Linked DNA regions of Homo sapiens: region 1 is linked to region 2. A link is a loop called in an ENCODE intact Hi-C map of the cell type or tissue named here. Cell type or tissue: PC-3. All regions are shown on one strand. Links, peaks and the distances in the headings refer to the core of each region. The heading gives the core; the rest is flanking DNA. Region 1 has its middle 120 kb from the start of LINC00326. Region 2 overlaps LINC00326 (long intergenic non-protein coding RNA 326).

The links. Peaks named below come from ENCODE experiments on the same cell type or tissue, not always from the same donor. Only the 100,000 strongest peaks of a DNase experiment are listed, where the experiment ranks them.
Region 1: a loop joins it to region 2, with 11 times the contacts of the local background. A loop is called at or near these places in 3 of 110 quality-filtered maps.

What each region holds. Positions count from the first base shown.
Region 1 is chr6:132,965,391-132,973,738 of GRCh38, reverse strand. No RefSeq gene overlaps it. Among named protein-coding and RNA genes, the nearest start is that of LINC00326, 120 kb to the left of the region's middle. In PC-3, for the core only: no CTCF peak of the experiment used is centred there; a DNase peak (open chromatin) is centred at 1,948; H3K27ac peaks cover 3,789 bases.
Region 2 is chr6:133,095,841-133,104,188 of GRCh38, reverse strand. It overlaps LINC00326 (long intergenic non-protein coding RNA 326), which reads right to left. Exons shown (of 4, transcript NR_026969.1): 2 at 7,626-7,679; 3 at 4,005-4,182. Among named protein-coding and RNA genes, the nearest start is that of LINC00326, 12 kb to the right of the region's middle. In PC-3, for the core only: no CTCF peak of the experiment used is centred there; DNase peaks (open chromatin) are centred at 2,148 and 4,448; H3K4me3 peaks cover 580 bases; H3K27ac peaks cover 3,592 bases.

The DNA of each region.
Region 1 (8,348 bases), core at 292-8,291, 130 kb after region 2:
ACATGATTGACAGACAGCCATCTTTATCCTTTATATGGCTGGAGGTCAGGCCTGGTGGAAAGTAATGCTTTTTTAATTAGCTGTTAGAGGATTGAGTTTCCTTTGTGTGGATTGCATGCTGCTGCTCTCTCTCTCTCTCTCTCTGAACTGGTATCCAAAGTGGGTATCTCTTATGTCTTACATGCTCAGTATAACTCAGATGACTGAAGAATAGTCATAAAAGATTCATATTGGAGCTGTTTTATAAAAATTTTCACAGCTGGCAAAAAAATAGAGAAAGAAAACATACTTGAAATAACAGAGTTCTCAGGAAAACGAGAGATCTTTTTAAAGGCTATCTCGGTAAATAGTAGCTGCAAAGAGAAAACTGTTTTGTTGCAATTCTTTGGCTGCAAAAATAAAATAAACATAATTTTTAACCCTAATGTGCAAAATATAATTTCCTCCTAGGAATTGGTCCTTCCATTTAAAGGTAAAACGAACCCCTGAAACAGTTCTGGTTTGGCAGAGTTTGCAAAAAAAAAAAAAAAAAAAAAATCAAAGCAAGCATCCGTGACTAATTCGATGGCACTGTACTTCTTCTGCATCTTTTGTGAGGCAGGATGTTCACTTCAGAAAAAGCTGATGATTTTTATGCCTAAAATAACTAATTCAGCAGTATGTGAAACCACTGTGAAATGAAAATGGGAGTGCACAAAACACTGATACATATTCAAACCACATGCTTTTTATTTAAGTGTAAAATTGTTGGGTTACAAAAGAAACACTCCAGCTTATAATATGAACTTCTAAGTAGTTTCTAAATATAGTGACTAGATATGATGGTCTGGTATCAGGGCTGAAGTTATATAAAGATCCTCAAAGTGAATTTTCAACATTATGAATCAAAAATAAAATCAATTGTTTGTATGCAATGTATAAATAGATCCAGACTCTAACTCTTTTGTCTGGTTTCATGTCTAAACTAGTCTATTGATTTTCTATATGGCTTTTTGTTTTTAATTTCATTGATTTCTATTCTTTTATTTATTTTCTTCTTCTTGCATTTATTAAACCCAAATATTTCTTATGGTTTCTGAAAGTAAAAGTTTAGATAGTTGATTTGAGTGCCTTCTTCTTTTGAGATCTTTCTTCCATCATGAACTTTTTTCTCTCTCTCTCTTTTTTTTTTTCTTTTTTCATTAAGAGGTAGTATGATATTTAAGAGAATGAGATCTGGATCCAAACTGCCTGAGTTTGAAAGTCACCTCTGCCACCTACTAGCTGTATGATTTTGGGAAAATTACTTAAGCTCTCTGGGTCTCAGTTTCTTAATCTGATAAATGGGCTTAAAATACTTTTTGCTTATTAGATTTTTTTAAGGAATAAATGAGTAAATATATGCAAAGAACTTAGAAGTTTTTGCAATATGTGCAATTTGCATGCTATTACTACTTCAAGTAGCATACATTTGTAAAATGTGTATGCTGAACAAGTATATTTTACATTAAATAACCTAACTTCCTTTAAATAACACATCATCATTAGTAAATAATTCCTTGTTTTTTTTTTCATTTGTGATTCATTTCTCACTATATAAACAAAATATTGGGTTGTATTTAGAAATGAGGAGGAAAATCTACTTATGATGTTGATGGCATCTATCATTCAGTGAAGGTCTCTAAGCCAATCACATACAGTTTCAACCCAGATAGTCTTGGAGAGGTCTCTGCATGAGACCTCTGCATGTCTTGTTTATGGCAACCAATGATTAATTAGAATTGTCTTTACTACCTAACTAAGCTCCAGGAAATTAATTCATTAGTAAGCTATGTTTTTTTCTCTTTTGAGTGACATGGTGAATACATTGTTTAAACAAACAATCACAAAAGCAAATATTAATCATTCTTTAAGAGTCATGACTATAAGACCAGATGAACTGCACAATTTTTTAAAGAATCAACAATGAACCAGTTTTAGACGTCCCAAAATGATGTAGCTTTGCTGGTTTCATGCGTGACGTTAAGCAGGCAAATACTTCTTCCTACATCTTTTGGCTTTGGACAGAAAAATTGGTCTGTATGATCTGAAACATGAACCATATTTGATGTCATTTGAATTTTTAGCTTGGTAAGGTTGAGTTTTTCCCACAAAGGGTCATAATGGCTGTCAAAAAAAATCCACATATAAAATTTGTTTACCACAGTGTAAACAAGCCATTTAATCTGCAACCGGTCTGGCTGCACGTGAGGATGCCAAGCAAAGCACCAGCAGAGCTGAATGATGTTCACAGTAGAGATTCGTGTAATTACACGACTTTTAGCCAACACCTGGCATCTTTGCTTATAATGTGTGTATATGGGATTGGCAGCCAGGAGTTGTGGGCAAATACAATTAAAATGAGAAAATCAATTTTATTGAGCACTTATTATATGCCAGGTAATGTGCAAAAGAAGCCCTCTATGGATCATCTCATTTGTTCATTTGAATGAAAGCAGAATTACAAAAACCTTCTAAAATGGACAATTGTGTGAGGGTTGCAGGTAACAAAGATGAGCTGTTTTGGTCTGTTGGGATATGCATCACTGAATATGATTTTAAAATGCTCATTTGTGGCTGGACGCGGTGGCTCACGTCTGTAATCCCAGCCCTTTGGGAGGCTGAGGGGGACAGATCACCAAAGGTCAGGAGTTTGAGACCAGCCTGGCCAACATGGTGAAACACCGTCTCTACCAAAAATATAAGAATCAGCTGGGCATGGTTGTGGGCACCTGTAATCCCAGCTACTCAGGAGGCTGAGGCAGGAGAATCATTTGAACCCGGGAGGCCGAGGTTGCAGTGAGCCAAGATCACGTCATTGCACTCCAGCCTGGATGACATGAGTGAAACTCCGTCTCAAAAAAAAAAAAAAAATGCTCATTTGGGAAGGGTTTTTTATGCCTCTGTTTCTCTCTGTGTTATGCTATTGCAGTGCCCTACCTGAAATAGCTAGAGTTCTCATTGTTTATACGCACACTCATATTCAAATATTAATGAATGTATGCAGCTTAAAATGTATTGCTCTCATTGAAAGAAATCTGTTACTGGGACAGGTTTTAGCTACATATTTTTATTAATCTTAATTATTTTTGCTGAGATCTAGTTTTGAAGGGAAAATGCTGCCCCTCTGGTGTTTCATCTCATTAAACTACTCCATGAAAAGGGTTTGCTAGAAATGTATAAACAAATGCAGCATTATGGGTCTAATTAGCTAGAAGAATACCTGTATAAATGGAATTTGTCAGTCACAAAGCAGAGACCCTTCCCCCACTTACTTATATAATAATCCTGGCTTTCAGAAGACTAATCTCTACACACCATCTATACAGCATCTAATTTCCTCATCAAATTCCTCTGCTGGGTTTAGCCATGCCTGTCAACTTCCCAGCTCCCTCTTCAATAACTGAGTTTATTCTTAGTGTCTCGCCAATGAACATTCCTATGAGCACACCCATGAAAGAATTAAGTCCAAATTTCTTTATTGCTCCCTCTTTCAAGAAAGGGTTTTCGGCTCACTCTCCTGGGAAAGGTCACAGGTAATTTTGGCTGGTCACTTTTGGGTGGCAGATTGCAGCCAGCACATTGGGCTCTTTTGTTTAATGGTCTCACTGACCACCAAAGGCGCTCACAAGCTGGAGTGAGACCGTTTGGAACAGGGAGGAGGCAATAATGTAGGCAGGACCGCCAGACTCAGTCTCCCTTTAAACACAAAGTAAATTGCTTATCTTTCATTTCAGGACAAATGTAGCTGTTCTGCAAGCAAACTTATATTCCTTATTGCTTATACACTAACTTTGTTGAATGTCTGAAGAGTTTTAAGGCCACTTTTTGTGATGGAAAAAGGGCCATGAATGGCTTGAAAGCAAACTCCTTTTCATGTTATTTGACAGTGGAAGTTCATTTAAATCTTTCACACTGAATCTCTTTGAAATGGCTGTCTTTCTAGATGCTCAAAAGGAAAGTGGGCCCTCAGTAAATTGTAGAAATTCATAGCCACTGAACTGACCATTTTTAAAATAGTCATCATCTATGGTGCTATGAAGGTTGAATCGTATGCCCCCCAAACAAAGATGTTACAATACTAATCCCCAGTACCGCAGGATGTGGCTTTATTGGAGATAAGGTTTTTACAGAGGAATCAAGTTAAAATAAAGTCATTAGGGTAGGCTCTAATTCAACATGATGGTGTCATTATAAAAAGGGGAAACTGGACACAGGGACACACACATATACATACTGTGTGAAAAAGAAGACAGAGATCAGGATGATGCAGCAGAAGCTAGACTGCCAGCCAACCACCAGATGCTAAGACAGAAGCAGGAAACAGACACTCACAGCCCACAAAAGGAGGCAAACTTGCCAACACCTTGATCTTGGACTTCTAGCTTCCAGACGTATGAGACAATTTCTGTTGTTTAAACCAAACAGTGTGTAGAACAGTAACTTGTCAGAGCAGCCCTAGGGAAACTATTAATAGCATAAATGTTAATGATAAGTTCAAGGATTTTTTTCAAAAGATAGGTGGAACTGAAGATTCATTCTTTGCCCACAAATAAATCAGTGGTGGTTCTAAAGGTGTAGAATAGATTCTGCTGTTTCATAGGCTTCTTCTTGAGCAAATTAGACATGCTCTTTCCCTCTACCTACATGACTATCTAAATCGGATAAGTGGGCTGGGCACAGTGGTTCACGCCTATAATCCCAGCAATTTTGAGAGACGGAGGTGGGTAGGTCGCTTGAGATCAGGAGTTCAAGACCAGCCTTGGCAACATGACAAAACCATGTCTCTACTAAAAATACAAAAATTATCTGGGCATGAAGGTGCACACCCGTAGTCCCAGCTGCTAGGCAGGCTGAGGTGGGAGGATCACCTGAGCCTGGGGAGGTCGAGTCTGCAGTGAGCTGTAATCGTGCCACTGTACTCTAGCCTGGGCAACAAGTGAGATCCTGTCCAAAAAAAAAAAAAAAAAAAAAAAATTATTGGGGCAACAAAAGAAAAAATAGGCAAATTGGGCTACATCAAAATGTAAATAAATAGATTGCGTAAGTCCTCTTATTGCCCTCAAAAGCTAATAAAACCTCTGAGCCAGAGTTCCTCAACCTCCACAACACTAACATTTGTTGTGGGGACTGTCCTGTGCATAGTAATATGTTTAGCAACATCCCTGGCCAGTAGATGCCAGTAGCAATTTCCCCTGGGTTGTGACAATGTCTGCAAACATTTTCGGCTGTCCCTTCAGTTGGGAATTGCTGCTGTAAACATATTTCCAGGGAGTAATTGTGATCTTTTAACACACACACACAGAAAGAATTATAATTGACATGCCCTAATTCTCAGGTTTTGTGGCCTTCAGAAACTTTCTCCAAATCTTCGTAATAAATGCCTTGTTTTATTCACAGGCAAACCAATTCTATTCAATTCTATTATTTACTAAAGGCCTCTCATTTACATCTCTACGTGAGGATGGAAACTCCTTGCCACATGAATTTCACAAAACTGACCTCAGAAAGGTATGGATTAAAGCTCTTGCCTAGGAAAGCTTGGTAGGCAAAACGGTCTCTGCCTCAAATACTCACCTCTGCCATTGAATCATGAAAGTCATAAACACTATGTTTTCAAATGAACATGACTGTGCTCCAATAAAAGTTTATTTATGAAACCAGGGGAATGGCTGGATTTTGGCCAGGCTGTAGTTTGCTAACCATTATTCTAAAAAGAATAAATAGCTTTATCTTTCCATGTGTCACTACTGATGCTTTATATGTTGGTGCTTTATTGAAAAGTCACTCCAGATAAAAACTATGCTGATCTTTTTTCATTAAGTCTTTATATTCCTGTATATGATTGAGAATACTAATAATTACATTGGATATCTCAATCATGGGATAAAATCAGGGCTGAGGACATCAGCCATTCATTGCAGTAAAGAGAAAGATGGTTGGTTCTTATGTTTCACTTCTGCTCAGGAGGGCAAATTGGACCTGCCTGGGCTGTAGGCCTACTGTACCATCCTATCTATGGCATGGCTGCAAGGGCCACTGCTAGAGCCTGTGGGCCTTTATGGGTTGGCCCTTCTCCTGCTGACCTAAACAACAGTAAGGACTGATTTCCTGGTCTGACTGCACTGGAAGCCCTGAAGGCAAGGCCTGCATTGCATTCATCACTGTGTCTCTGAGGGCCCAGTACAAGGAATGTCAGAAGCACTCAAGAAATTGTGCTCAATTCATGCTCACAAATCTTTGATCTCCCTGGTACAGACTTAGTGGTATCACAAAAGAGATTTAACCTCAGTGAACAGAATACAGTTCGAAGAACAGAGTTTAGGACACAAAAGTAGTTTCAAAATAACCTCAGTTATTTATTTCTATTTTTAACACCATAAGGGGATTTGTAGAACAGAGATACATCTTTAAAATTGCCCTTTTTCCCTGCTATCCATGTCTTTGTTAAATTTAGTTTATTTTAAAAATATACATTAATACCAACTACATGCAGGACAATGTTCCTAACACCAGGAATATGGAATCCTGCCTTCAGGTCAGAAAGAACTCTCATTCTCCTACAACAAATTTCTCAGAACAAAATCCCCCCAACCCTGGCATTAGTGCCTCCTGTCATCCTTTCCCTTCCCTTTCCTTCCAGTTCTTAGTTATTAAACCAAAAGAGCAGTCTGCTAACAAGCCAGGCTCCTCTTTAGAAGGCAGTGCAAATGAAAAACTGGGAACTCACAGGAATAATTATTTAATCGCAGAACAACACATCCTGCATCTTGATGTATGATGTTGTGTTTTGAAGCTCCAAATCAGAATTCAAACAAACTTCTGTTCCTTTTGAAAAACAAAGGACTAGCTACTTCCCCTAAGGCAGAAGAGAAAATGAGATGTTTGACAAGAAGAGGAATATAACAACCACTACTACCATTTATAATTTGATGTTCTTTATAGTAGGTAATTTGTGGCATGCACAATGTGGACACACTTTTCCCTCTCTTGAGAATGCCAGTCCTGTTGATGTTCAAAACCTACACACCATTTGTACTGAGCATGAATGTATTAGTTTTCTCTTCCTGCATTAAAAAAATTACTACAAACTTAGCAGCTTGAAGCAACATCCATTTATTATATAATTACACAGCATAGCAGAATTTCTGTCCGAGGACTCACCACACTGAAATCAAGATGTCAGCCAAGGTCAACATCCCTAGATGGGATAGAAGAGATGATGGGATAGAAGAGGACTCCATGTCCTCTTTCAAACTCACAAGATCTTGACTGAATTCAATTCCTTGCTGCTGTAAGACTGAGGCCTCTACTTTCTTTCTGGATGCAAGGTCAGCATCTCTTAGCTCTGAGAGGCTCCCGTAGATCTTGCCTTGTGGTCCTCCCAAGGGCTGTTTCAGTCTCACAACACAGCAGCTGACTTCTTCAAATCCAGCATGAGCATCTCTCCAACCTCAAGGAGCACTCAGTCCCTCTTTTATAGGGTTCATTTAATTAGAATAATCTCTGGGATTGATCTCCCATCATATTCACAAGTTGCCCACATTGAAGGAGAAGACAGTATACAGGAAGTATGCACTGGGGACAGAAATCCTGAAAGGCCACCTTAGAATTCTTCCTACCATTACTGCTGCAATGACATTGGCAACAACTTATCCCAAACCACTATATATAAGAGTTTGAGCAGGTTGAGCACCCCAAATCTGAAAATCCAAAATCTGAAACACTCCAAATCCAAAACTTTTGAGCACCTATAGGTTACTCAAAGGAAATATTCATTGAGGCATTTTAGATTCTGGATTTCTGAACTTGGGATGCTCAACTGATAAGTATAATGCAAATATTCCAAAATCTGAATAAAACTTGAAAGCTGAAACACTTCTGGTGCCAAGCATTTCAGATAAGGGACACTCAACCTGTATATATACTCTGTATGCATATAGAGTGTGTGTGTGTGTGTATATATATATATATATATATGTATATGTATATATATATATATATGTATATGTATATATATATATATGTATATGTATATATATATGCATATACATACAGAGTATATATATATGCATATACATACAGAGTGTATATATATATACTCATATATATACACACATATAGAAGTTTAAATATATGCTTTTACTATATATAAGATTTCATATATATGTATATATGTGTATGCAGAGTATATATATGTGTGTGTGTATATATATTATATATATATTCTGTACAAATACACACTAACACACATACACTTAGGAACTCACTTTTAAAGATGGACTCCCAAAATATATAAAATCATGCACATAAGATCCTCAACCATCACA
Region 2 (8,348 bases), core at 126-8,125:
TTTAATGTTATCATTAACAAATCTAATGTTTTTATATTTCTTTTAAAACAAGATTGTTTTCTTCTAATTTTAAGAAGAACTTATTTGTTGTGAATATCTGAAGGACAAAAAATTTAAATTACTCATAATTACACTAGCTACAGCAAGTGGAATTATGGCTTATTGACTAATTATGTCAATATATCCTCCTTATTCAGCCATTTAGCATATACATTTCTGTGTCCTTCTTTTATTTTAACCTATTAGTCTGTCTGAATTTCTGATTATTTCCTTAGGAAAGTTAGTCTTTGTATGGAGATGATTCCCAAATTTACATCTCCAGTCCTGACCTTTCCACTGAGTTCCAAATATAAGCTCACATATAAAAGTTCTTCCTTAATGGCTTCAGGCATTTCAAAATCTAGGAGGCATCTCAAAGTCAATGGGGCCAAAGCAACAACTGATTCCCCTGCCACATTTCCCTGTTGAAACTGTCCCTCCCAAATGTTCCCATGTCATAAGAGATCCCCCAACATGGGTAGGCCCATTTGCTTAGGTCAATAATCCATGGGTCGTTCTTAATTTCTCTCACTGCAGCTTCCTCCATCCAAGAGCTATCGGCACCTCATTCAAAATGTGCCCTTCAAAGCTTTTTATCTCTCCTGGTGCCTGCCACACTCTAGTGTAGTCTCCATCATCTCGTCTCTAGACTGCTTCAGTAATCTTCTCATTAGCTTTCCTACTTGAAATCCTGCCGCCCTATGAAGCCTGTTCAAGAGTACACCACAATACGAATGGTTTTGACTTGTAACACGACTTGAAAATGTCAATCATCACACTGAGACTGAGAGCTAAGCTTTTAGATGTGCCATCTAAGGCCCATGCCTACCCCTTGCGCTCTTCCCATCAGTACTTTGCTGGTAAATGTTAAAAAGTGGGAGTAATAAAAGTCCTGGTTTGTAGCATTTGCTGATTACTCTGGTGTACATACTCCTCTGGTATAAATCCTTACTGATTTCAAGCTACCAGCGTGATGTCACTGACCATGCTATTGAAAAGAGATGTTTGTAATCAGCTCTTAGAGGCAATATGAACAGGCCACAGCACATCACTGGGACCCAGCACACTGGGTCTTTTTGTTCCCACTGCACACTCTTCTGCTTTAGAGCCTTTGCATCTCTTCCACCAGGACCACACGTGGCTGGTTACATATTGTTATTCGATTATCAGCTGAAATATCACCTGTGGTAATTAATTTGATGAGTCAACTTGGGTAGGCTACAGTGCTCACTTGCCTGGTCAAATAAGAGCAAAACCAACTTGCTTGGTCTTCATTGCCGTGAAGATAAATTAGGTGGGATTAGCATTTAAGTCAGTAGACTTTGAGTAAAACATCTCATCCTCCATAATATGAGCGAGGCTCATCCAACAGTTGAAGACCTTAAGAGAAAAGACTGAGGTCCCCGAAGAAGAAGAAATTCTGCCTGCAGACTGATTTCAGATGCAGTAGTACAACATCAATCCTTCCTTGGGTTTCCAGCCTGCTGGTCTGCCCTGCAGATTTCAGACTTGCCTGCTCCCACAGTCATGTGAGTCAATTTCTTTTTCTTTTCTTTTTTTTTTTTTGAGACAGAGTCTCGCTCTGTCGCCCAGGCTGGAGTGCAGTGGCACAATCTCGGCTCACTGCAAGCTCCGTCTCCTGGGTTCACGCCATTCTCTTGCCTCAGCCTCCAGAGTAGCTGGGACTACAGGCGCCTGCCACCAGGGTCAATTTCTTAAAATAAACCTTTCTCTGTCTTTGTTTCTCTCTCTCTACACACACACATATGTATGCACGTAAGTATGTAACTATCTATCTATCTATATATCTATCTGTCTATCTAGAGATATGTATACACACACTATTAAAATGTATATACATCCTACTGGTTGTTTTTCTGGAGAACGCTCACTAATACATCACCTCTTCAAAGAGAGTGTCCCTGACAACCCCTGGTCACTCTTTAACATATTACTCCAATTTATTTTCTTCACTCTACATGTCACTTTCTATAATATCTTACTTATTTGTTTATGTACATGGTTATTGTCTATTCTCTCTTGGCCCCACTAGAATGAAAGTACCATAAGAACAAGTACCTGGACTGCCTTGTTAATTGCTGTATCTGTCATCTCCTTTGCCTGTCATAAAGTGGTGCTTTTCAAAAGTGTGGTCAATGAGTAATACTAAGAAATGTAGTTAGGGGGTCAAAGAAGATATTTTTAAAAATGTAAGACTCTTGGTACTTTAAATGCTTTATAGAAAGCTTGTATCAATTAGAACTGTCATCAGTGTCAGTATTAGAGTGACTATCTCAATATTCTCTCATTTACATCCTGCATTACTATTTTGGACAAGTTCTGCTAATATAACCAACCCCTTAACCATCCTTTATGTCCTACTAGTCCACTACTCAAAAGAACATCATCGGATTAGACAACCTGACATACACATGTGGCTCACAGCATGATACAAAACACCTCTTTACTTTCCTTCTAAATGACCAACTGTGCATACTGAGGCTATCTCAGACAGACATTAGAGAGTCATCCTCCCCTTCCCACTATCTCAGTTTTATTTTTTTCTCTCCATCCTAGTCCTGGGGTCAAAGAGGGATCTCCAGTAGCATTGCAATCCTGCAAAATAGGAGGGAATCAAGAAAAACAGCTCCTCCAGACCCAGGCTCACAGCAAAACATTAACACAGCAATGAATCTGCTCTTATAAAAGGATACTTGTTCTCTGTCTCTTCCCTGTACTTGAAGAGTAGCTTGTTATTGTAGCTCTGTATTACATTTTTAATAACCAGTAAAGCAAGCCCCCCAGAATACCTCTTCAAGCATTTCTTTGATTTTTTATCCTTTATTCTTTCTATTATTCTCAGACTATGGTCTCGGAAGGGAAGTTGGGTGAGCAAACCCGTCTAGTATAGGGTTGGGCTGGCGGGTGGGATGGAGGATGTGTGAAATCCCATTGTATATCCCCTTGTCCTCACTAATCCAGCAGACAAAGTGATATCTCATTTTAAGTTGGTAACATGTTTTATTATATTTAGTAGTCACAAATATTTTCCTCATCTGTGAGCTCTTATTTAGAAACACTTGGACCTCTTTCCTATTGGCAAACTTACTGGTTGGCATGAGCTCTATTTAATGACATAACCCTTTGTCATTTTTCTGAAAATACTTTTCGAATTTATTGCTGATCCCTTAATTTTGCTTATGAAAGGATTTAATGTATCACAGCTTGGGCTTTTTATATTGATTTTTTTCTTCTTTAGTGATTACTTCTTTTTCTGAAATCTGGAATTATATTATTATTTATATAAATTATGTATCATTTTATTTTTTGACATTAATTTTTAATTTATCTGAAATGTGTTTGGTTATAATATTTGAAGATAGTTTATTTAATCTACTGTTACAGCAGCATTCATTATATATCTTTGTAATTTATTTGATTTTTCGATTGTATTTTTATTTAATGATTTTATTTGGTTTATTGGAGTTTTGTTTATTTGTTTGCTTATGGTTATTTGCAGTGGTACTGTTGTCATATAGAAAATACTTATCATAATTAGGACTTGTTTCTAGTTTTTTTTCCTATTTCTTGAATCTGCCTTTTGATTCTTGAATCTAAACCACTCTGCCTTGTTAATGTGGCCCTGTATTACATTTTTAATAACCAATAGATCAAGTCCCCCAGAATACCTCTTCAAACATTTCTTTGATTTTTTATCTTTTATTCTTTTATTATATGCATCTTCAACAGGTGCTACGAACTCAAGAAAATCCCACTAGGAGTCCCACTGTCATACACTATATCTAGAACCTAATATGAGAAAAATGTCTGCCTTTAAAATGTCGAGGCTCTTATCTAGCAGCACGAAAAGATTACTGACTCTTAATTAAAATAAAAAATTATGGTAAAGATATTAAATGAATAGGTGATAGGTGAAAACTATAGAGATAATTTTGGGTAAATACCTGATTTCTGGATCCAGGCCATAATACCAATCTTCCCATCTCCCACCTTCACACAATTGAACATTCTGATTCTTACTGAGCACATATTCTTCGTGATGAAAACGATTTTGTCTTCTTTCAACACTCAGTTGTATATGCTACACATTCAGATACCTGATGTAAATTTTTGACCTTGCGTCTACAACATACAACAAAGTTGAAATGAAAAAATCATTTCAACTTTCATTTGAAGTGTGAAGGAAGCATTATATATCTTGTAATACAGGAAGGAGATTACCAAAGGAAAGAGGAAAATGATCAAATTAAGCAAATCTCATAACTCTCTTCTTTAAACAGAGGGGTAAACCAAAGCTAAAAGCATTCCAATGCATGACTCAATTCTCCTCTTGATCTTGTATAGTTAAAGATTGTGTATTCACAGAAGGCTCACTTCACTAAGGAAACCACAGTGAATCTATTATGCAGGAGCTCTTATTTCAGGATGTTGCTGCAAGAATTCCTTAGGGTTTTTCCTGTAACCTTGAGCAACCTCTTTAAACATCATTCACCAGTCACACACAACTATATATAATCATACATTACAAGACAAAAAAAAATTTCCCTTACTTTCAATTAGATTAGAAAGCCATATTTTTCTCAAAAACATTTTTAGTCCTTTTACCCCAAAGTTTATAATTACTTCTTTTATTTATGATTGTATGGAACAACTACAATTCTTAAATTAAGAGGATTTTTCAATGAACTCTAACCTTTCTATTGCAGTGCAAGCATAAATACTCAATTGTTGTTTGATTATTTATCAAGGGCTGGGCTGTGGGCTTAAAGTTTCCCATTGCATTTTGTAATTTACTAGATGTTTTGGAAATATAAGAACAAAGGATAGCCAGAACTCCAGAAAAATGTGGTATCTGATGAAAATATGGGAGTTTTAAATCTTACTATTTCCCCAAATTAATTTGCTTATAACCAATTTCCTTCTCACTTAGAAAAAAAATATATCCTGGCCCCTAACTAAAGAGTCAAATATTAGAAAATGCTTCACAGGAGCATAAATACTGGAATTCCTCAGAAAAACAAAATTCTTCTTTAAGTGGGATTAGAACCCTATTAATTCATTGGATAATGACAATTCTGTTTTTTCCTTTACTCTTGCAAGAGTGCAATGATTGCACCTCTTTCAATCTAAGAAATAATTGCACCACTATTGTTTTATCATGATATAATACCTGTGTTTGCCTGTCAAATACAGTATATTGAGTTGAGAACTAAGTTTGAGAAAAGTAGTATATAATACGGCTAACGTCCCCTTCAAGTCCTAGAATAAAAACTTTAGACCTTCTTAGAGATAACTGTTAACAGTTAGGAATTCTGACATTACCACACATTTTTTTACAAACAATAAAGGTGTAAAAAGTAATTTATCATTTTTGAAAATAATAAATAATAAATGTGTATGTACAGATAATAGCAGGAAAAATCTGTATGTACACATTTATTATTTGTAAAAAAATGTATATACATATTTATTATTTGTAAAAACTAAGAGCATCATGAACCTCATAGTGTCTAGTAAATATATAAATTGTTTTTAAAGCCTCTATTAGTGATACAGGATCAGATCAAGATTATTAAAAGTGAAAATGAATTTGGTACAACGAAATTACTTCTTGGAGGCAGCATGTTATGAAACTCTTATCATGCTCTGTAGTTTAACTGGAAGAGTTTCTACAGTTTAGGATAGAACTGGAAAGACTTCACATAATAATTGATGAAGACATCTGAATAGCTGGTATTAAGGATACATTCACACTTTACTTCTTTCATTGCCAGAACTTTTAGGCCATCCGTAGAAGCAGTAAACTTTACTAAGGTATTTAGACAATAGAAATATTCAGGAAAAATAAAGATGCACATTCTGGAAAAAAAAAAACAGTTCAAATCATGTTTAAAACAATTGTGTTTACGCACAAGGAAAGAAAAAATAAAATTTAAAGCATGAGATAATTAAGTGGCTTTTGTGGACTGTTACACATTACCTGTAACAAAGGGGAATAAAGTCATTGAGGCTTTTTTTTAATGAATAAACATATTTTTATAAAACATGAAAAATTTCTGAAAACCAATAACAAAGATATCTGGTGTGTGCGACATCAACATTCATTTGACACATTTTTTATTACAAATTTAATATATACTAGATTATACTCAAAAACTTCCAAAGTTTCCATTGCCTCCTAGAGTCATGATTCTCAATTCTAGCCTAGAAAGCTTTTTTTAAATGCTTTTGTCTGAGTCTCTTTCTTGGATAATTCAGTCAGTATCTCTGAAGGTGGAGCCCAGGTATTGGTGTTTTAATAAGAGTTCCCCAGGTAAATCTAATGTCCAGCAGGCTCCCATTATTTTCCTATATGAGTGTATATGTCACTCTGTATGATTTAATAACTACATTTGCCTTGCATTTTCCAATCTCTAGACACATCTTTGCTAATGCTTTTCCTTCTGTGGACTTCTCATCCCTCATACCAAAGTTTAACCGCTTGTTAAGACCTTCACAAGACACTAACAGCTATTGAGTGTTCAATCTTCCCATTCTATAGAAGTATTTACATCCCATACTGTACTTCACAGCCAAGTGGAGAAAGTGAGTAAGCTAAAGGCAAGAGTAAAACGGGGCTTGATAACAAGGGTAGAGGGTGCTGTGAGAAAGCACATAGTAAGAGCACCTGACTCAGACTTGGAAATCTAGGAAAGCTCCTAAGGAGCTGGGGCCTGAGGGATGAGTGAAAGTCAGGAGAGGAAAAGAGCATGTTCAGAACAAGAAAGAGCATGTGTGGTGGCTTAGAGTCAAGAGACAACATGGGTTATAGAGCAGGAAGTGCTCTCTATATATAAGGTGGGAAGTGGTTGTTGGCAAGTCTAGAGGGAAAAACAGAGGCCAGGTTATGCAGATAGTGTCAGTTTCTGTTAAGAGCTTGGGTTTTAATTAAGGAACAACAGTGAGCTAGGGAAGAGTTTTAAGAAGAGGGTTAGCACAATAACAAGCAGTTTAGAAAGATCACGTTTGCTGTGGTGTAGAGGCAAAATTGATTTGGGTGGGAGCAAGGCTGGAGACAGGGAAACCAGTCAGAAGGTTTTTGCAATAATCAAGATGAAAGATTATGGTGGCATGAGCTGGGCAGTGCCAGTGGCTTGGGCTGTGACACTGTCTGGCACACAGCTGCAAATGCAGGATCGTTCTTTGTAGAGAACTCCCTAGAGAGCAGAAGAAAAAGTTTCCAGAGCCATCTGTATGGAAGTGGTGGCTTAAGCCATGGAAGTAGAAGAGTTTTCCAAAGAAAAAAAATTAGAAGAAGGTAAAGGACAGAACCTTAGGGAGTGCTGACATTTAAGGGAAGAGTCAAGAAGAGGCATGAAATAAAGAACAGGCAAGTACTGAAGGGAAGCAACTTAATCATGTATTGACTAAGGCAAGATTTTTGGACTCCTCCTTGGCAAACTTGTCCACTGGTACCTAATCAGGCATCTGATCAGGTAGCACAGCCATCTTTTATTGCATTATATTGTGTATCTGTGAATTATTATTCACAAAACTGGAGTATAGATTCATTTAATTTTGCATACCTTGTCTTAAACATGCAGAAGTTGGGTTCAGTGTAGCACATCTTGGTGTCACCCCTATAAAATATTAGTAGAAAAAAAGAAACTGAAGACCAGAAATGTTAACAAAAATAATAAAAAAAGAAGGGAGGCAGAAGACGACGATAGCAGGAAAAAATATAGTTTTAACAATTGATAGAGATGAGGAATAATAAACACAGTCCCTAGAATTTTATTAAGATGGCATCTGTAAAGAAAGAGGTTTCTCTGACTTTCCAGACAGGACAGGTTATATGCTCCCAGGCACTGTGTGATTCACCTTTGTAGCATGCTTCGAAATTGTTATAAAATACCTAATTATATAACTAGTTAAAGCGTGCTCCCAACTCGGGCTGGAATATAAGCATCTAGAGACCCAGGGCCATATTTGTGTCTCCAGCTACTAGAATAATATCTGACAGGTGGAACATGCTCATTAACTAGTTATTGAATAAATGGGGGAGGATAAAGAGATCTCACGTAGAAAGCACTGAAAGAGAAAGTACAAGATGAAGGGAGGTGGGATTCAGAGAGATGAGAAGTATGGCCCAGAATGCAGGAGTCAACAACTGTTGTAACTTGAAAAAGCACTAATCATAGGGTGGCCATATGTCCTGGTTTGCCGAGGACGTCTCCAGTTGACACCTGTTCCCTCAGTGTAATTATTAAAAGTGCCCCCTTTCATTCTCAAAAGAGTCTCAGTTGTTG